Regions from separate parts of the Homo sapiens genome. Here region 1 is linked to region 2. A link is a loop called in an ENCODE intact Hi-C map of the cell type or tissue named here. Cell type or tissue: heart left ventricle. All regions are shown on one strand. Links, peaks and the distances in the headings refer to the core of each region. The heading gives the core; the rest is flanking DNA.

Region 1 (10,392 bases), core at 755-8,754, 200 kb before region 2:
CTCCACAGATGAAGAATTCATTATCCAAAGTACAGTTCTGTTATTTCAGGCTTTCTTGTAGGATAAAGAATCTTTATCAAATGGCTAAGAAAGCTGCTGACAAGTGCAAGTACCTTGCAAAATATATTTACATCAAACATTCACTGAGAAAAACCAGGGGGAGGGGCAGGAAAAAGGTGAAAGCCCCTGCAACACTCTTATCCCCGCCCTGTCCTTGCAGTCTTTAGAAAACTAAGCTCTTTTGATTCCAGTTGTAAAATAGTAAGCAGCATTAATACAATTTCATGTTTGCAGGCTTTTAAAATTTCTAATTACACTAATTATTCTGACATGAAGGGAAATGATCTAACAAGTGAAGAAAAGAATGTGTGATTTCTTTATGCATAAACAACGTTTAAATGACATAAAATATCCTTTTAAGCTTCCACAAAAAAATCTATCTAATCTATGCTTATCATAATATTTATGAAATAAAAAAACCAGAGAGGAAAAATTGCTATAATGTACTCTGTGTGACCTCTGCTTTCCACAGAGAATGAAAACAGCCTTTTGCTTTTCAATCCCCATCAAAGTGGAGTAAAAGGAGGGACAGCGTTCCCGTGCTCACTGCCATTAATCATTGCTTTCTTCAAGCAAGTGCGTATTAATTTCTGTCATCCCAAACATCATCGAGTATTGTTACAGCACCGTTCGCTCCTCATTCACCACCAGTTGTTACCAGTTTCCCTACACTGAGCAGAGACAGGGTGAATCGTGTGGATTTCAGTGTTAGAGGCCTTTATCCCTGGGGTGCTGACACCAATTAAGCCATTTCAAGAAGAAATGAGAACAGGCCCAACCCTTCCATGTAACAAGAGCTTGCACCTAGCTTTGGCAGGTTGCCATTTTCTCTGGCTTCACACTATAGAAATACTCTTCTCCACATCCCTTTGAATGATTCAGGCTGTTTACATGTAATCGGTAACAATATCTTTTTGTTCATTTCTGCAGGTTCAAACTTAATGCCCAACACAACCTCACACAAAAAGATGGTAATCTAGAAAGATTAATGCTATTATTACAAAATCATTAAATTCAGGTTATGAAATAAAAACATATATGCCTTGTAATCCTGTGACAATTTTTTTCCCCCACAAAGGGCATTTCAAAGAAAAATTAGACTGCAAAAGCTATTGCTTTTCTCAAACTGGGCTAATTGAAGATAAAATATTTTATGCCATTGGCTCAATTTCAGCACTGTATTTGCTGAGAGACTGCATATACACAGGAATATAAACCAGATACTTCCAATATAAATGGCACAGTTTGTGTCCAGTTTAAAGAGGCTTATTACCAACATTGTATTGACATTTGCTTTCTTTCCAAGTCTTTGACTAGGCACTAAAGGCTATGCTTTGTAAAAGGTTACCTCTAAGTCCAAAAAAAAAATCTGCTCAAGTGAGTTTAATTAATATCATTTTTGCATCACTAAATATAGAGATCCATCAAACTCTTTCACAATATTGTTGATTTTTTTGACCGCTTTAGATCGAATCATTCTCCTTGTTTTAGACATTTACATCTGCTTTTAAGTTTTTATGGTTGCCTGTTGGCAGGCAGCAAAGTGGATCTGTCGATGCTACTGCAGAATAATGCAAGGTTTGTTATGAATTAAATATTAGAAACCTTAACACAGCGGCCAATAAGAATTATTTGCCTTATTAAAGCAGCAGAAGACGCTGATTAAATTTTCATTGCATTGCAGTCTTTTTCCCATTTCTGCTTTCAATTCATCATTCTAATGTATGAAAGGCTCACCGAATAATGGCAGGGGGACTTAATTTCTGGAATGCAAATATAGCAAAGAAAATACCATAAATACCCTCCCAGAAAACATTAAACAGTCAGTTCTAATTAAGTGAATACTAACTAAGTAAATATTCTCTTAAAGGGAAAAAAATAACTCAAAGGTAAAGAATTTGAGAAGGAAAGCACAATTACCTATATTACAAATATATACAGATACACATAGTGGGTGGACTATATTTTTTGGGGAACTACACTTCTTGCAATCAGTTAACTCTCTTAAAGGCCTTACAGCACTCTAAAGAAAGGGAATACAGTCATGATTGTACTCAGCTTTGCAGTTCCTGAAAATTTAGTAATTTTTACAAGAAAAAAAATGACAAGAAGGGTAATAAAACAATGTACGTAAAGTAGCACTCAGCCAGAATAGCAACTAACATTTCTGAATCTCTACATTGTTTTAAATTTACAACATTCACTATTGCAAATATATTTAGAATATAAACTGCCCCTGCAAAAATACTGTAATCATATGTCCTATACTGAAGGTTGTTCACATTTTTGCCTTAATATGAGGAAGAAAATGAACTTCAAGTATCCATTTCCCCTAGAGAAAATCTCTTCCTTGAAACTCTGCAACTAATGAAATGGGGATCTATAAATAGCAGCATCATTACCATGAGAGCCTCTACTCGGTACCAGTCTCTGCAGCTGACCCTCTTTATACTAATAACTACCAGACTTCAGTCTCATTCCTCTATAGGGTGATCAATACTGGGACAGTTAAAAATGTGATGGAAATTTAACCTACAGAAATGGTATTTACTTAGCAAGTTTCCTAAAAACACATAGTGCTGCCTGTTCTTAGTATCTTTCTATTCACACTTTATTAGAAAGGTAGGGGTTTTGTGTTATTGTTTTGACTTTTTAAAATTATTATTATTATTAACTGAGATGAGTGGGGCCCTGTAGCTTTTTCTCTAATGTTACGGAGACATGCATCATGACAAGACAAAAGCCATAATACACCTGAAATGCTCCCTGCTGAAGCTCTCTCGATGAACCTCATTAAAATGGTTACTCTATTCCAAATATTATCCACTGAAGCATTACTGTAGTAAACTCTTGCTTGAATTGTGGAATAGTGATGGATAAAAATCAGTGAGCATTTAATCAGTAAATGTAATGATATGGAACAATGTTTTACTCTTACTCAAAATACAATATTTTCAAATGCAATAGATCACTCTAAAAAGTTAACCAATATTAAATATCACCATTGGCTGTAAATTAGACCATAATAAAGAATGTAGCTAAAGGATCTAGCAAAAAAAAAAAGAAAAAAGAAACTATTTATTAGATGTCTATAGAATACACTGTTGCTATGTATAATTTATTGGCACTGAGATATTTATGTTGCACTTCATTAATGGTAAATATCCAGTTACATTTGCATCTCCTAAATATAAAAAGCTCAATTGTTCACTAATTTCATATCTCTTAAAATAAATATGATAAAACGTTCCAGTGGGTGGATGAGTTTAAAGCCTTTTATTCTCAGTGACAAAATTATTGATGACAACATATCATAAATGGCACTTCCTCCATATACACATGTCATAAGAAAATGTAAAATATTGGTACAGCTGCACATGTAGAACATTTACTTTTTAAATGAAAATATGACATTTCAACATTACACACAACGTGGCTTAATCAAGAAAATATATGTGAATTCAAAGGTGACATCAAATTTCACACATGCTTAACTTCATATTCAGTGTACTTGTAGGTACTTATATGCACAGAAAAATGTAATTAGCCTAATTTAAACACAAAAGGTATGGTTCATTTTGGCACAATCAGATGCACAATGTGCCATCATGCTGTGTTCACTAATGTTTATGTTTACCAAATTATTGTTACTATCCAAGTAAAACTATGAAATAGACCACAGAAATTTAAATACAATTTTGAAAAAATAATTTTTAAAACATACTGTAGATAGAATTCTAATAGTGGTATACAATATCATCACAATATGCCATGCTAATATTATTTTATAAATTCTACAAGCAAAATGAATTTGTCCACTGTATGAAACCCTTACATCAGATTCTTTTCTTCTCCTATGTCTCAAAAAAAAAACCTAAGACTAAAATACACAAACAGTATTTTCCTGCAATGAACCTATGAAGCACAAAAAGATGCACTGTTTAAAAGAGTTAAATCATTAAAAAGCAAATAATCACATATGAAGTCTTGAGAACTGAAATTTACAATTTAATTAAAATAGGGAATTTATGACTTTTTTTCTATTTTAAGAGAAAAATGTTGAGATGAACTTTAAAATAGAAAGTAAACTTTCAGCGTCCTGAAATTCGAGCACAAAATAATTTGTGTTGCCATCTCGTTTTAATGATCCCAACGCAGAACAAACCGCGTGAAATAAACTGCTCAGATAGGTTGGAATGGAAGAGTTGCAGAGTTAAATAAAGCAGATTTGTAAATGGCAGGATCCTCGCAGCAACTACCGAGTTCTTGCTCTGAGGCAACTGATGGAGCAGAGCTGCTCAGCGGCACTTGACAACAGCAGTGCTCCCACAATTGTAACCCTCAAATCCAATCAATCGTTGCTCTTTGCATTTCAAGCAGCTCCTGGCTGCCACTGCCTGAAGATAACTATTTTACCACCTCTGTCATGCCTAATTAACAAGTCAGATGTACAATTTAGAAATTTTGCAATTAACCTGCTAAAATATTGCTGGAGGATGCTAATTGTTATGCCAGTTGCCATAAAAGCTCATTTGCATAACTTATGTGTGAAAAACAATTATGAGCCGCGTTCACAGACGCGGTCCACAAACTGCTCCTAGCTACGGATGAGAGGGCCACAAAAACACTTAATTCATTGCCCACAAAATTATGTTCCCCCTTTTCTTAAACAGCATCTGTTTTGTGAAGCTATATTCATAGAAAATCCCCAAATCAACAATTAGAAGCATATGTAAATGTGCGATTACAGTTCTTTTTCTTTCATTGACAACTTCTCCTTTTTTGCTTGCATGAGGAGTAGGGGATGATATGATAAATGCCTCACTGTTCCAATTCCCTTGCACAACAAATAGGAAGTACATTTGGCAGTGCCAGTGAAACTGCCAGCCCACCAGCCAGGAGGAAGCCATTCTCCTCTGCTCTATCTAGTCACTGCAGCACTATCACTAGGGGCCACTTTAACAACAGAAAAGCTAAAGTCAATTGTTTCTTCAGTGAATAGGCTTCTGTTCTCCAGCATATATTTACTGAGGCATTTAGGGCAGATTTTTGCCATTAAACTGAAGTCTGTAAAACATGGTTGTCTACAAATATTTACACTAGTGCTGACCACAGCTCTGCTGCCACTCAGTGTCACTCTGGACCTGACCACATTTTTTTAAGCTCAGGTTTTGCCATCTTTGAATCAACCATTTCCACTACTTTCTCTGCCTAAGTTGAGTAGTTCTGCTGCCACCTCTGAAGCAAAGACAGCCTGGGGTGTCACTCACTATGGGATCAGGGACAAATTACTTAACCTCTCAGTGTCACCTTCCTCATATGCAAATTGAGAATTAAAATACCTACCTTGGAGCATTGCTACAAGTTTAAGAAATAATATGTCATCAGCATTATATTATTTTTCCCAATAAGTATATATTACTTTAGATTTAAAGCATGAATTTTTTTTAAAGAAATGCATGTAAAGCACCCAGCACGCAGACATTGCTGCACACAGACATTGCTCAATAAATGGCAGTAATTTTTATTATCATTATTAAATGAATGGAATCTTCTGGAGGGGAGAGGCTTATTTTTTCAGCATGCTGCATTAAAGTTCAGCAAATTATAATCGCTTAAGGAAGAAGAGGTTTAGAAATTCTACAGCTTGGCCATCAATTCTAACATTTAAAACTGAAAGGGAAAACTTTATGGGAACATCTTATCTTTTTTTCACATTACAATGGTTGACAGCTACTTTTTTATATTGGAAAATGTTTATATTTCTGAAATTATTCACTCACTGAACATCAGTCATCTAAACGAAAACTTTGAACTCCTAATTTTCAAGTTAAAGCACTCATACTGATTAAAGTTCAGTCTTTAGAAAACACTATTAGATGGCATGTCAATATTCTGCAAAATATTAGAAATTTAAAAGTAACATAATAATCACAGTAATTAAAAAGCAGCCACAATGATAATCAGTCAAAAAAAAAAGGAAACTGGTTTGATGTTAGAACTATAACATTATACTGATTACACTGAAAGTAAGAAATATTTCCTTTATTGAATACAAAATGCCATAAATTTAGGCAAATCAAAATTAGTTCATGCAATACATTGACAGAACAGAATTTATGTTTATAGAGTCCATCATTTCATTTTCAGGCATTCAGTATCTCTACTTGATCACAGTCAAAAGGTCAAGAACCAAGAAGTCAGTAAGTTCCTAAGGACATCCTCAGTATCACATCACTGCTGTAACAAGTGGTGAACACGAGGAAATTCAGACAAGTCAAACACCCACACCTCATACACAGTTAAAAGAATTTTCCTTCATTTTTTTCTCTACTGATTCTAACAAAGAAATATGATGAGAAAAACTGGAGGTTTCTCACTTATTTGAATAACAAGTGAAAATCTAAAAATATCTTCACTGTATGTTATTACCAACTGTATCACTGGGTTTTATAGTGACAGCCCTGTGCTATAATTTCTGAGAAAACCTCTGCATAAAGCTCCATAAACCCAACCATTCCTGTAATGTATCACCTTATCTAGCACACAATCATTTCAAATACAACTTTTCATGTTAGTGTAATTTGTTCAAAAATGGTAATAAATACATCCATGAAGCCACAGAAATCACTGCACAATCTATTATAACTTGTTCTTACCAGTACTGACAGTTAATCCTAGACCCAAGATCCAGTGTAAAAGAAAAATAAAATATGCCAATATTACTAGGTTTAATTAAAGATATTAATTACACACATATCTTTTAATGGACCAACAGTCCCAATCAACATTATAAATAATCTGGACCAACTACAGAGTAATGTCTGTGAACAATTATCACAAAACTAAAACATGGATGGCTGTCAGTTGGTGGCAGAGTTCTTGCTTTCATAATAAATATAAAATCAATTTCCTGCTCTAGTTCCTATTCCAAGTTGAAAATGATATATCTGACTATGAATTCCAACAACCTTCACCTGTAGTTTTTTTTTTAAAAAAAAACAATGGTGGGAGGAGAAAAGAAAGAAAAATGAAACTTGTAAGACCACCTAAGTCAATTCTTCCTCATTTAAGGACACTTGGATAGTAAAGGTAAGATGCACATTTAAGCTTGCCATTTCAAATATATATATTTTTTAATGCAATGATTTCCTCCCCATCAAATGCCATTCAAGAATTTCATAAGTCCTTCCCAATAATTCCTCTATAAATTATTTGCAGGGCTTAGTACATCTGAAAGCCTGTAGAAACCTTTGTTTAAATAATAACATGCAATTTCAAAAGCTTTTTGTTCCCTTTTCAATCAAAAATAACTTCATATGTTTTAAATGAAATTTTGCAAGTAATCAGAGACTAATGAGGATTCACTGATTTAACTAGTTCAGGGAATCAGAGAAGGGAGTGAGAATTTAAAGTAACCAAGTGTTTCATTTAGAAAAGCAGCTAATGTGGTAGGTACACTAAAAGTCGTCTTCACAGCGAAATGTAATCAGGACTTTTGTCTCAGGAGAAACTCATCCTCCTTTCTGTGCACATTCGTAACTCACATTACCATTAACAGGCATCACACATGCACACCGAAGAGATGCCTGCCTTGGTAGTATGCATGCATGGCAGCTGTGGTGACTAAATAATCCACATGGCTCTGAAGAGAAGATATGGTTTACTGGGTCCAGAGTCACAGCTACAGTGGTGGAATTCAGACACTTGAACTAAACCCCAGTAGGAATGCCTTACCCAAACCCTCTTCCTTCTAACCATACCCAGCAAATACAGTTAGGCCAGGATTTTGCAATTCCATCCTCTATGCATGGTTTATAGATAGAAGTTCCATGTTTGAGTAAACCTTAACCTTCTTGTAGGCACAGAAGGTCTGTCTTCCTCCCTTTCCCCACAGCAATCCTAGTATTCATTCATGTATTTCTCCCCAGAATATAAGAAATATCACAAAATAGCTTTATAGAGAAAAATTCAGAGGCCTAGCTTAGGCCACAAAAGTCAACAAAATCTGAATCCAGTATGAAATTCCATCTTCCACACAAAATGTCATCAGTAATCTTACCTATAAGATATATGCTGAAATATAAATTCCACAGGTTGTATAAAGGGCAGTTTAACCATGAATTATAATTGTTACAGCTTTTATGGATTCAAGTCAGAATGTTAATACTCATTTAATATAGTTTTCTGAAGCCCAATTCAACTTCTTCCTTCCTTCCCTAGTGAAGAAAATATCCTTGTGAAGTTCAATTTAGTGACATTGGTGCACAAGCCCATACACAGAAGTTTACACTTCTGAGAAGAGATAAGTGATAAACAGTTCATTAGCCATGTTAATGAAATTATGTTTTAGGAAAAAAAAGACTAGGTGACACAAAAATTTTAGTATATTTTTATACAGAAACATTACAATAAAAACTTTATATTCAGTATCTCCAATTAGGTCAATTAATATTCAGAAAAATCCTGTAACATTTCATTTAAATAATCATAGGAGGGGGAAAAAAGAATCCACCAATGTTCTGGAAGCTTCTCTAGACCTTTCAATCAATTTTATTTATATGCAAAACCAAGAGAAACTCAAAAAAAAAAAAAAAAAAAAAACAAAGCTCCTCCTGATGCTAAAGCTCTCAATTTACTGACAGGCAAATGGCTTCATGCTGCCACTTAATCTCATTTCTTGCATAATGCCCTCTAATTAGCATATCAAAGTGAATTAATACTTCTAGGGCATTAGCAATGGGGAAATCTGCTCCAGGCTCACAATAGCAGTTAAGAGAGAGCCAAGAAATCCTCAAAAACACCACAAACCACTTTGCATTGCAAAACTGTTCAATTTATTTATCCTCTCTCTCTAAACACTTTTACCGCACACTGTTTTACTACTGTTCACCAAACAAAATGATAATTGCCAAAGTTACCAGCATCTGTAATGCCTGTTTAGAATCTTAATTTAGACTGTTGCAGATAATTTCTATATGCAACCATTTGTTCTATTATAAATGTTAATATAGAGACAGTGAAAATGTTGACATTCTCAATTAGTTAATTTGAATTTGAAATAAAATTTTATGGGATTTTAAAATTTATGAATTTTTTAATGTAAAAAGCCACCTGCTGGACTCTGAAGCCTAAGAAATATGCTTTGAAAACTGATGTATCACATAAAAGAAAACAAAACAAACAAAAAATCATTTTGCCATAACATGTTGAGTCTCACAAATAATGGTTTAAACATTGTGAGGACTCATCAGCATTAAAAGGATTACATTGTATACCAAGTCCTCATTAATATGATCACTAAAAAAGAGTTATTGTCTAAACAGCTTAACATTTTTAAAGCACTTAAGTTGAAAGAAGTAGAAAACTTTTAACAATTATTTTTATCCATAAATATTTTTAATTGCTTTCATACTAACCTGTTACTATTACGTAGACAGTTATACAAAAAAAGTTACGCCAATTCAGTTTGATACATTCTATCACACCAATTTTTTTGCTAGATATACACTCAAATTTAGTGCCAAAGTAAACTAGTTACCATTAAAACCTACAAACATATTATACTATGGAATATATCTATGAAAAAATAATACAGAAGAAATTCTTGTTGCAATTCTGCCTACAAAAGGGATAATTAGAATCAAGTGTTGAAGATTAATGAAATTTATTTTTTAATATGTTCTGAGTTTGAAGGCATAAAAAGGTGGTTTATTTTTTCAGTAGCTCATTCAAGAATTACTTATTATTTGCTAAATATAGCACTGTCAACTAGATGTGATAGCAATTTGTCTGATTAACTTCAATAACTTTGTAAAAAATCAGATAGCTAGTTCTGAAAAACTTTTACCAATTTATACTACATAGTGATATAAATTATTTACTCTCTTCATACTTGAAGACTCAAATGGCCTACTGAAGTAGAGCAAATGCTTGAAAAGGTCAACACGGGCTTGAGGGGGAGGTGGTGGTAATGTGTAAGCTTTGTTAGTCAGTTAATACCTAAATCATGCTGATCACACTGATAAATGGCTAAAACACAAGACTGCTGAGAAAACAAAACATTATTCTCATAATGTCAATATTGAACTAATAAATATCTAAAGATGTTCACAAACACGAATAGGGAAAAGATAATCTAAAACCTTATATAACTTGATGTGTTAGTGCTGATGTGTTAAGCATTTATTCTAAATAGATACCTCAGGGTAGAGTACAAAATAAAGTGATGACTGACTTAGGGTGTGGTTCACGAAATGCAGTTTCAATTCTTATAGTCCCACTTCATATAATGTAACTTCATCCTATACCATGCCACTATAAAGTATCAAA
Region 2 (10,392 bases), core at 960-8,959:
ATTAGAAGGAAAAGAGGGCTCGTGACTTAAATGTATGTGTAAACTTAACCCATTTGGTACATTACATTTATTTCTAGTCTTTTCATGTGTGACAATTGAAAATTTTTACATAGTATCATCATTTCTGTTTTTTCTCCATAAAAAGTGAGATGCCAGTATTCATATCTTGATGGACTATAAAAATTCCCCTTTCATCCTCACCTTTGCCTGTGCTGCCTTCTCCTCTAGTCTTGAATTACAATCTTTGACACATGTGCATTGCCTAGAAAGCCCTATTTGGTTAACAGATATCACTGTGAAAAGCAAGAACACAAAAAGAAGGTTATTACTTTCCCTCTTCTCATTAACACATACCTCACTAATAATACCCTTTGCTGGTTGGGCATGGTGGCTCACGCCTATAATCCCAGCACTTTGGGAGGCCAAGGCGGGTGGATCACGAGGTCAGGAGTTCGAGACCAGCCTGGCCAACATGGCGAAACCCTGTCTCTACTAAAAATACAAAAATTAGCCAGGTGTGGTGGCAGGCACCTATAATCCCACTTGGGAGGCTGAGGCAGGAGAATCGCTTGAAACTGGGAGGCAGAGGTTTCAGTGAGCAGAGATCGTGCCATTGCACTCTAGCCTGGGTGACAAGAGCAAGACTCCATCTCAAAAATAATAATAATAATAATAATAATAATACCCTTTGCTTTCTTCATAGAGTGATTGAGTCTACACATTCATATCTTCATTTATTCAACAAATGTTTGTTAAGTACCTTCTAAATGCCAGTCATTTTACTCTTTAGTAAGTATGGAGAGATAATAGAAGAATCCTTGCTCTTTAGAATACAGATGCAGAAATAGGAAAAAGCAATATGATTAGTGATATACAGAAATATTGACCAAATTTTGTAAGACCACAAAGGAGAATTGCTTGAATTTCGGAGATCCAAGCTATTCTCCTAGAGAAATCAAGGAAAGCTGTTTTTCCGATAAGAAAATGGAGCTCAAAGAGATTTGGTCTAAGAATTTGAGTTAGCATTAAAACCAGTTGTGTCTGCAAAATCCCTGTTCTTTCCACCAAGCTGTGTCATGGGAAGTGCCCCTGTTTCCATTGTGTTGTAAACTCTGAGATGTCTGTATCGGGGGGTTTCCTGAGGCAGGGACCAGAGCTGCCCCCTTTCTTTTCTCTCCCCATTTCAAAGTCCACCAGTTTTTTATTTGTTTAAAGAATAATGGACAAGAAGTGGGGACACCAGAGTTTTCAAGACCAGCTTTGCCTCTGTTTAATTGGGTGATCATGAGCATGTTATCCCTCTTTTCTCTGCCTCCATTTCCCATCTGTAAAAGCAAGGAGGTTGAACTAAATCTAACTTTTTATAAGTAATATGTCATGGTTTCCTTCTTCTCATCAAAGTGTGTCATATTTCCATAGGTGATTGGGTTCTCAAGTGCCTCAGGAAGTCTTGACACACTGTGGCTTTGGCAGAGGAATGGGTGGGGGTCAAGAGGGACAGCTCTTGGCTGCCTGGATTTGAATCTCAGCCCTGTCACTTACATGCTGTTTAATCTTGAGCAAGCTACCTAATCCTATTGAGGCTCAGTTATCTAATTTGTAAAATAGAAATATAAATGATTCATTTACAAAGTTGATGTGAAGTTTCAGTGAGCTTATATATCTAAGCCGCTTTGCAGAGTGTCTGGCTTATAGTACTCAATAAATGTAGCTAATGATACTGCTGGTATTGTACTAGTACTAATTTGGAGTCCTGAAGCAGTTTTAGAAGTCAAAATATCACAGTAGCTTCTTTTACTAATGATTCCTTTATAAAAGCACCAAAGGAACCAGTATGTCCATGTGTAGAATATAGAATTTTAGTCATTATCTCCTCAGATTTTCAATTAAGGGGTCAGAGGAGTTGGAGCACTATTTACTGCTAGACTTTACTGATGACCCAGAAGAGGCTTCTATTCATCTTGTATAATATGGCAGGAATCAGTCTTCTTTTCCTTCCTCTGTTCCTGATGCTCAGGACAGGCCACAGCCCAGGGGGGCACTTTACAAATGTGTTTTGAATGAATGATTTCACACTTCATATTTAAGAACTGGGGAGAATAATAGCACTTGGCAGTGAACCTTTTGCATCTCAAATCTTAGCCTGTGATATTTATTGAATTTGTTTTGAGAGGATTTGGGGATGTCCCTTAACAATCAAAGCAGAATTCTTCTGATATCATTGTTGGACTTTTCTGCTTTGATCAATAGGCTTATTATTTGCCCCTGAACCTCTGTGATGCTGGAGAATCAAACATTCCTCAGGTTGATTTACATGGCAATAAATAATCTGTGCTGTCTGTTGCTTGTTCCATCCATGTCTGCCCTGTTCATAAAACCCTGGGGGCTCAGTGACCCAAGGTTCCAAGGTTGGAACACAGTGGACATGTTGACTCCCATTACAGTTGTGTGTACATAGAACATGCTGCTCAGATGCATTGTTGCTTAATATGCATCCACAATTTGTGTTTAAGGATTGGTGCAACTATAAGTTAGTTTCCATATGACTTTCTTATTATAGTTACCTTCCCATTTATTTTTTACTTCTGTTACATGCCAGACACTACATATATTATCTGATCTAATCTTTACAATCTCTGAGGGACGATTATACCCTTTTTATAGAAGTGGAAACTGAAACTCGAGGTGAAGCTTATTCTCTGAAATCACATAGCCATGAGCCATGGAGCTGAAATTTGAACTCGTTCTGACCACAGAGCTCTCTTAGCCAGTATACCATGACATTTTCCTCATCCAAAGTGCTTTCTTTTGCCTCTCTAATTGTTCTGTTTTTAAGTTAGTACCCGGCTGCAGAGATCCAAAAGTTTCCCATGCCATTCAAAGATGAATTTTAAATATCTTAACAGCATTACAAATACCTGAAATGTAAAGTGACAAACATAGCTAGATTACTTTCTTGTTATCAATCCATTTAGCAAATTTACAGTTTCCATTAATTTTAATTTGTCCTTATTACTTGTTTTTTATAATAAATATCTCTTAGTCATGACAGACTCACTGAGTATAGATCGCCTGAAGTAGGCTCCCTCTCTTGCAATAAGCAGAGTTGCAGCTAAAGATTTGTGAATTAATTGGGAAAATTGCAAGTCAGGTAGTCAGTGAAATAATTCATTGTCACATCCAGTCAATAAACTTGGTAAATCAACTCATTTAATTCAAAAAATGATCTATATAGATCAACCAACCAATTAAACAATTAGCATACACTTTGCAATTAATTAATTTAAGCATCAATCATGTAATTAAAACTCCAAACTTAAGCTGCAGAATTTAGAATTCTACTGCCTTGTGAGCTATTGGGTTCCTGCTTCTGAAGCTAGCATAATTCTGAAGCTCGCAGGTTTGCGGTTTGGAGCAATTGAATTGATTGCACTCTTACACTGTCTGTATGTTGGTATAGTTTCCCATCCTCTTTGAACAGATCAACTTTTTACTTCCCCCAAAGAGGGTATGTGTTGATTCTAAACTGGGCAAGACTGCAATCTGGGAGTACTGTCTGGACATTCTAGGGAGTGGGAAGTGTGCAGAAGTAGTCAAGAGGACCAGGTATCTGTGTCAGGACTAATCCAGTCATTTGCTTTTACTCTGCTAAGGATCCATGGTGTTTGAAGTCAGATTCTACCAACTGACTTAGATACTCTTTAGAGAAGGGAGAACTGTATGGATTGTCTTGGTTACCTTGAGTATTTCTCCTGATCTAGAGCACAAATATTTTCTTTTTTAATTTTAATTTTATTTTTTTGAGACAGGGTCTTAACTCTGTTGCCCAGGCTGGAGTGAAGTAACACCATCATAGCTCACTGCAGCCTCGACCTCACGGGCTCAAGTGATCCTCTCACCTCAGCCTCCTGAGTAGCTGGAACTACAGGCGCATACCACCATGTCTGGCTAATTTTTGTATTTTAGCAGAGATGGGGTTTTGCCATGTTGCCTAGCTAGTCTTGAACTCCTGGGATCAAGCGATCTGCCTGCCTCAGCCTCCCAAAGTGCTGGGATTACAGGCATGAGCCACCATGCCTGTCCAGATATTTTCTTAATCCTAACCATAAATCAAAGGCCTCTGACCCCTGCCTTCCCCGAGGCCAGATAATCTTCCCCCCTTTACAGTTTTGTTTGTATCTGTTTTATATATATATTTTTTACATTTGTATTGTAGCTAGTGTAATGCTTATTACTTTTCCTCCCTACTATGCTGTAAGCTGCTTTTAGGGCTGATACTAAATCTCACCTTTGATCTAAGAGGTTAGGTTCTTTGTCGTAGCTGCAATAGGGCTCAGTGAATGTTGCAAGAATAGAGTAGTATAAAGACCTTCATTTCACACTGTTTTTCTCCCCTTTGCATTGCCATGTGTATTCTCTCTATCAAATGAAGTAGGATTTGGGATTTTTTACTGTATCACCAGGCTTGGGGTAAAGAAAAGCAGTCTCCTCAATTTGCTTGCTGTGCACCATACCCTCTGGTCTTCTTGTCCCTTCCCTACCTTGGTATTCACTCGCCTTTTTGGTTTTCCTTTCAGTGACAATGTCAGTGCCTACTGCCTGCATATTGCTGAGGATGATGGGGAGGTGGACACCGATTTCCCCCCGCTGGATTCCAATGAGCCCATTCATAAGTTTGGCTTCAGTACTTTGGCCCTGGTTGAAAAGTACTCATCTCCTGGTCTGACATCCAAAGAGTCACTCTTTGTTCGAATGTGAGTACTGACTCTATTACTTCTCTCGGTATCTCATCCCAACCTTCTAGCATTTTGGATCTGATTTTGGTTTTGTTCATCAAATAAATGATATTTGGCATCTGGAGAGTCCACTGGTAATAACGATGACTCCCAGAGAGATGCTGAGGACGACATTCGCATTGTATTTCATGCCTCTGCACCTAGGCTACGCAGACTGCTTTGCAGTGGCACATTGTGTGAAGCAGATCTCTGAACGGCATGTCCAGAGCCAGGCCTCTGGAAACACTGGTGCACTGGGAGCCTGTGAAGCAAAACTTCTAGGTTTGCACCTTCTCTGCGAGGAATACACACTAACTGAAAATGTGCACTGTGGCCACTTCTCTCTTGTGACTTAAAATAATTTTCTCTCAGACCAAATTTGACCTTCCCTGTCAGTTGCCTGCCTTGAGACTGAGCACATGTCTTCAGCTTTTTTTTTGTGCCTTTCTCAGAAAAGCGTGTGTAAATGCATAAAATAAAATCCACTGGAATATAAAAGTATTCTGTTATTTAAAGTTATCAGATTATTGAACAAATTCATGATATAGTAATATGTGTGGCTTTACTAGTAGATTAAACAATATCCAGCTGTATACCTAACAGTAACTCCTGAAGCCTGTTGTTTCAAAGCGGTGATGAGCATAAATGGTATTTGAGAAATCTGCAACAGCTGTAATGTGCTGTAGTGTTAGCTATGACTTCTGTTCATGACAGAGTCACTGGCACTGTGATTCTGCTGTGATTGTTTGCCTACACTTATAAATCAAGGAAATGCAAAATATTAGAAGTTAGTGAAAATTAAAATGTAGTTTTTATCCATTCAAGTTTATGAGCTCCTGAGTTTTATCCACATGTCCCAGTTGTTAAGGGAAAACCTGCTGCATTTGGATTTTACTCTCAAACCTAAGCTTTTTTTCAACCTAGGCCTCAGCAGTCCTTCTCATGGCTGTCTCCTGGGAACAATAGCGATCCCTTTGGCACCCCCTGCTGTTAGTAACCAGCAAATTCACTGCTCAAAAGGGATTGCTTTAGAAGACATTTCCCTGTCTCTCTCAACATACTGCCTTTGTTTGAGATTGTTACAGAAAATAGGGTTATGCTACATATGATATATGAGTATTTTGGCTCTTTCTACCCTTGAGCAAAGAAAGAATAACTGAGTACCTGGGGGTAAGCTGGGGAGTGGGCCCTCAGGCTTTCATGGTGGCCGTTTCATCCCTACTACAAGGTCAAGTTTGGTGTAAATAACAGCAAATTTTTTCCTGCTTTTTCATTTCAGAGGTACTAAAATAACTTTAAAGGATATTTAAAATAATTGAAAAGTTGGCCAATGATGCCTCCATCTTAACTATTTTTAATCTTGTATAATAATCGTGTGTATATGTTACTCAGTTTCACTTGTAGCACACATATTTTTGTGTTATTTTTACTTGACATTAAATTAGGTCAGGCGCAGTGGCTCACGCCTGTAATCCCAGCACTTTGGGAGACCGAGGCAGGCCAGGATTTGGGAGGCCGAGGAGGGTCAAGAGTTCGAAACCAGCTTGGCCAACATGGTGAAACCCCGTCTCTACTAAAAATACAAAAATTAACCGGATGCAGTGGTGGGCACCTGTAATCCCAGCTACTCGGGAGTCTGAGGCAGGAGAATCGCTGGAACCCGGGAGGCGGAGGTAGCAGTTAGCTGAGATCGCGCCATTGCACTCCAGCCTGGGCGACAAAGTGAGACTCCATCTAAAAATAATAAATTATAAACGTTTCAGTATTTGTTCTTAATTCCTACAGTCTGTATTTATGTGCCAGAGATCTAGGCAGAGACAGCACTACCCTCATGGAGCTTACTATCTAGTAGTGAGACAGTTGTCAAATAATTAAAATGTGATAAGCAGTATAAAAGAAAAGTGTATGGGTTGTAGTGGAAGCCGATCACAGAATATTTAGATTGCTTCCTTGTGTGGTTTTAATAAGTAATTTGATGATGATGGTCATTATCTATATACCTTTTATTCTGTTGAACAACTTCCTTAGGATCATGCCTTGTAAGTAGGATTATTGGTCAGAGTAAAAACATCTTTAGACTCACTTTTTATTGACAATAGCCCTCTGAAAGATGTCCTAATTTACAATGTTACCAACAGAATTCCTAAAATCATTTTTATAGTTTTACCATTACAAGGTATTAGAAGTTTTTTTTTCTACTCTAAAAGATATACACAGTGGCATTTCGATAGTTTTTACTTGCATTTTTATTGATTATTAATATGACTAGAACTTTTTCTACATGAATGTTAACACATGATCATAGCAGTCTTTTGAACCAGAAGTCCTTTTTTAAAGCAAGAGGCTTTAAATCACTGAGTTTTCAGTAGAGTGGAGTGGGGCTAGGATTCATATGCCTTTCCAGGAGGGGCATCTAAGACTACACAGTGTTTCACTATGAACCCTGCCTTCTGGAGAATAGGAAGGAGGGGGAAGGCAGAGAGTAACAACTGCTTTAAACTTAATACTCTGTTTTTTGATCCTGAATTACTCCCATCCCTGTGTTCCCACTCCCAGACACACACATAGCCCAGTCAATCCTTTTTCTATTTTAAAATTCAAGAGAGTTTATTTGATGTGTCTGGAGTGTTTCTGAAAACACGAGGTAAAGTGAAATCTTTATATGTGAGCATTAAGAACAAAAGTGTCAATAAATTTTCTTTTTCTCAGTCGTCTGATGAAATAGTACAGATTACTGACCGTTTGCCCTGTGTGTATTTTCTTGGTTCAGCAACCTCTTACTCGCCTTTCTGGTCTATATTCTAAGTTAGTAAAGCTTCTCCTACAGATGCAGAACAGAGCAGACCTTCAGGAGTCTGTAGGGATGTGTCTAAAGTTTCAGAGAAGGAAATCCCAGCAAAATAAATAAAGCCGTAACTACTCCTCCTCGTCATTTCCCCCCTTTCCTCCTTCCATTTGTCTCCCAGTAGAGGAGGGACAAGAAGTGGCTGGGAAGACACTAAGCTGAAACAGAAAGAGGCAAGTAGGTTTGACATAGGGAGTGAACTAATACTTACTAAGGGCCAACTATGCATATGCTATCTCACTTAATCCCAAAATAGCCCAGTTTTTATGAACAATTTAGAGGCGTGGAACCTGAGGGTGAGCAATATTGTTCTTAGGCCTGGATTTGACGCCATCCCTGACTTTAAAGTCCATGCCCTTTCCAACCCTCTGCTGAAAGATTGAGGCTGGGGAATCTGGTGTTGGTTTAACCTGTGAATCTCACTGTCTTAAGGCTGACATTCAGCCACTGCTATAGTGCAGTAGGTGACAGCATGGTGGGCTGTGAGCCAGATCGCTTGGATGCCGATCCTAGCCTTGCCCTTACTAGTGTGTGTGGTCCTGGATGAATATTTAACTTTTCTGTGGCTCAGTGAAATGGAGATAATAATACCTACCTCACAGATCAGTTATGAGGATTAAATGAGTTAATAGATCTGAAGCACTTAGAACAGTGTTTAGCATATGTACGCATCATCTTAGTGTTAGCTGCTGTTATTGTTACTATTAATAAACAACCCTTGGAGAGCAAGAACTGAATTATCTGTGCCCACAATACTCACCATCACTCCATTACTGTGATAGATCTGTCACACGTATTTCTTGAATGGGTTACTGAGTAGATCTCTGCCACTTCTACATTTTTCTTCTCCGACTTTGTTTTATAGCAGAGGAGGGGTAGTGTTTAGGTGGACATTGCTCAGCTGGACTGAAAAAGCTGAATTGGAATAACTTTCAGTGAACATGGGCAGTGGGTAAACATCGAGGATCTACATACTTTCAAATGAGTCCTCTTATGAGCACACATCCTCTGAGTTAGTAGCAAGACCATTAACTTCTTGAAGACTAGGAAGGCACAGTCTTATTGTCTCTCTGTATCCTGAGCACCCAGCACAGGGCTTCATGGAGAAGGAATGACTGAAACTTCAGGTGTCTGTGGGCTGCCAGGAGGACACCTGACCCAGCAGTGTGTCCCACCTTGCTTTCTAAGACCTCTTCCCCTTTTTTACACCCGTTCCTGCCTTTCAAATACCAGGAAGCCCATGTCGCCTTCTGACCTTTAGAGGCCCTCACACCGGCTATTCCCGGGGCTCCAGTACCATCTTTCCCTCTAAGTGCGGCAGCACAGACTTTGAATTTAGGCAAACCTGGGTTCATGTTTCAGCTTCAATAGTATCTTGCTACATGCATGACCTTAGACAATTTTACTTACCTTTGTTAAGTCTCAGTTTCTTCATCTTTAAAATTTGGGTAACAGTAACTATCTCATGGAATTGTCATGAGGGAGTTTCTTAAATGTAAGTTATGTACAGAACTCTTTTAAAGGGAAATAAATTCTCCTAAAGTCTCAATGTTTATCCAAATGAGTTTTTTAATAATGCTACTTAGATACATGCAAATACAAAGTTCTGTAATGTTTAGCTATAAATTCAGTGTTTTTACACAACCTAAACAAAATTACAAACTAAATACAGATAAAATTATAACGTTAATAAAATACAAATTAACAACTTTAATGTAACAGATGATGTTTTGCTGAAATTAAACATTGCTGATGTTGGGTTTAATTGGGTGTTAAATGTTTTACTTGTCAACTTGAGTCTTTTGATTTTCATATGAGACATCACGATTAACATCCTTTTAAACAGTGTATTTTTAACTACTCGTCCATTATTTTAGTGGGCCAATTGATTTATAATGTGTCCCCCCACACAAACACATAAATTTTAAATGTTCTTTACTAGAAAATGCTTTTTTTTTTTTTTTTTTTTTTTGATAAGTGTCTTGCTGTGTGGCCTAGTCTGGAGTGCAGTGATGTGATCATGGCTCACTGCAGCCCCAAACTCCTGGGCTCAAAGGACCCTCCTGCCTCAGCCTCCCAAGTAGCTGGAACTACAGGCATGTGTCACCATGCCCAACTAACTCTATTTTTAGTAGAGACAAGGTCTCACTGTGTTGCCCAGGCTGGTCCTGAACTCCTGAGCTCAAGCAGTCCTCCTGCCTCGGCCTCCCAAAGTGTTAGGATTACAGGCATGAGCCACCGCTCCTAACCTAGAAAACTCTACTTTACGTTTGGCCCACCACGCTTTCTGTTAGTATGATCAGTTTGTGATGGTTTGTCCAGGACTCTCCCTGTTTCAAAACTGAAAGTCCTGAATCTATGAGCACTCCCTGATGCTCACCTCCAACCCCTTCCTCCATCCTAGGTAAACCAGATTGGTCACTCTACTTTATCTGTTGCTTGGTCTATACATAAGTGGGCTCTGCCTGACTGATACTTGTGTATAGTGTGACTTGGCACCAAACAGCACAGATTTTTCAGAGACCAGCAAGACTGTTCATAGAGATCTTTGTGCCCACTGAATTCTGTCACCATTTTTCTCTGTTCAGCAAACAAGTTCTGTATGCAGCTTGCAGTAATGCCATTTGACTTTTACTAAGTTTGTTAGTTATGTTAAATAACTCTAGCTGCTGGAACACATAACCCCCCAAATCTCGCCACGTTATCCTAGGGTTGGCAAACTTTTTTTTTGAGATAGGGTATTGCTCTGTCACCCAGGCTGGAGTGCAGTGA

What was found. Hi-C counts contacts between places; a loop is a spot of excess contacts. Peaks named below come from ENCODE experiments on the same cell type or tissue, not always from the same donor. Only the 100,000 strongest peaks of a DNase experiment are listed, where the experiment ranks them.
Region 1: it touches region 2 in a loop (2.7-fold over the local background); 29 of 110 quality-filtered maps call a loop at or near these places.

Annotation. Positions count from the first base shown.
Region 1 is chr9:125,753,945-125,764,336 of GRCh38, reverse strand. All of the region lies in intron 2 of PBX3 (PBX homeobox 3), which reads right to left. Among named protein-coding and RNA genes, the nearest start is that of PBX3, 12 kb to the right of the region's middle. RefSeq lists enhancers at 1,174-3,741, 3,963-5,624, 8,244-9,682. In heart left ventricle, for the core only: no CTCF peak of the experiment used is centred there; a DNase peak (open chromatin) is centred at 4,944; H3K4me3 peaks cover 1,095 bases.
Region 2 is chr9:125,553,995-125,564,386 of GRCh38, reverse strand. MAPKAP1 (MAPK associated protein 1) reads left to right here. Exons shown (of 12, transcript NM_001006617.3): 6 at 4,578-4,754. LOC105376272 (a long non-coding RNA gene) reads right to left here and starts at 652. Exons shown (of 4, transcript XR_007061777.1): 1 at 1-652. In heart left ventricle, for the core only: a CTCF peak has its summit at 5,762 (motif pointing left); no DNase peak of the experiment used is centred there.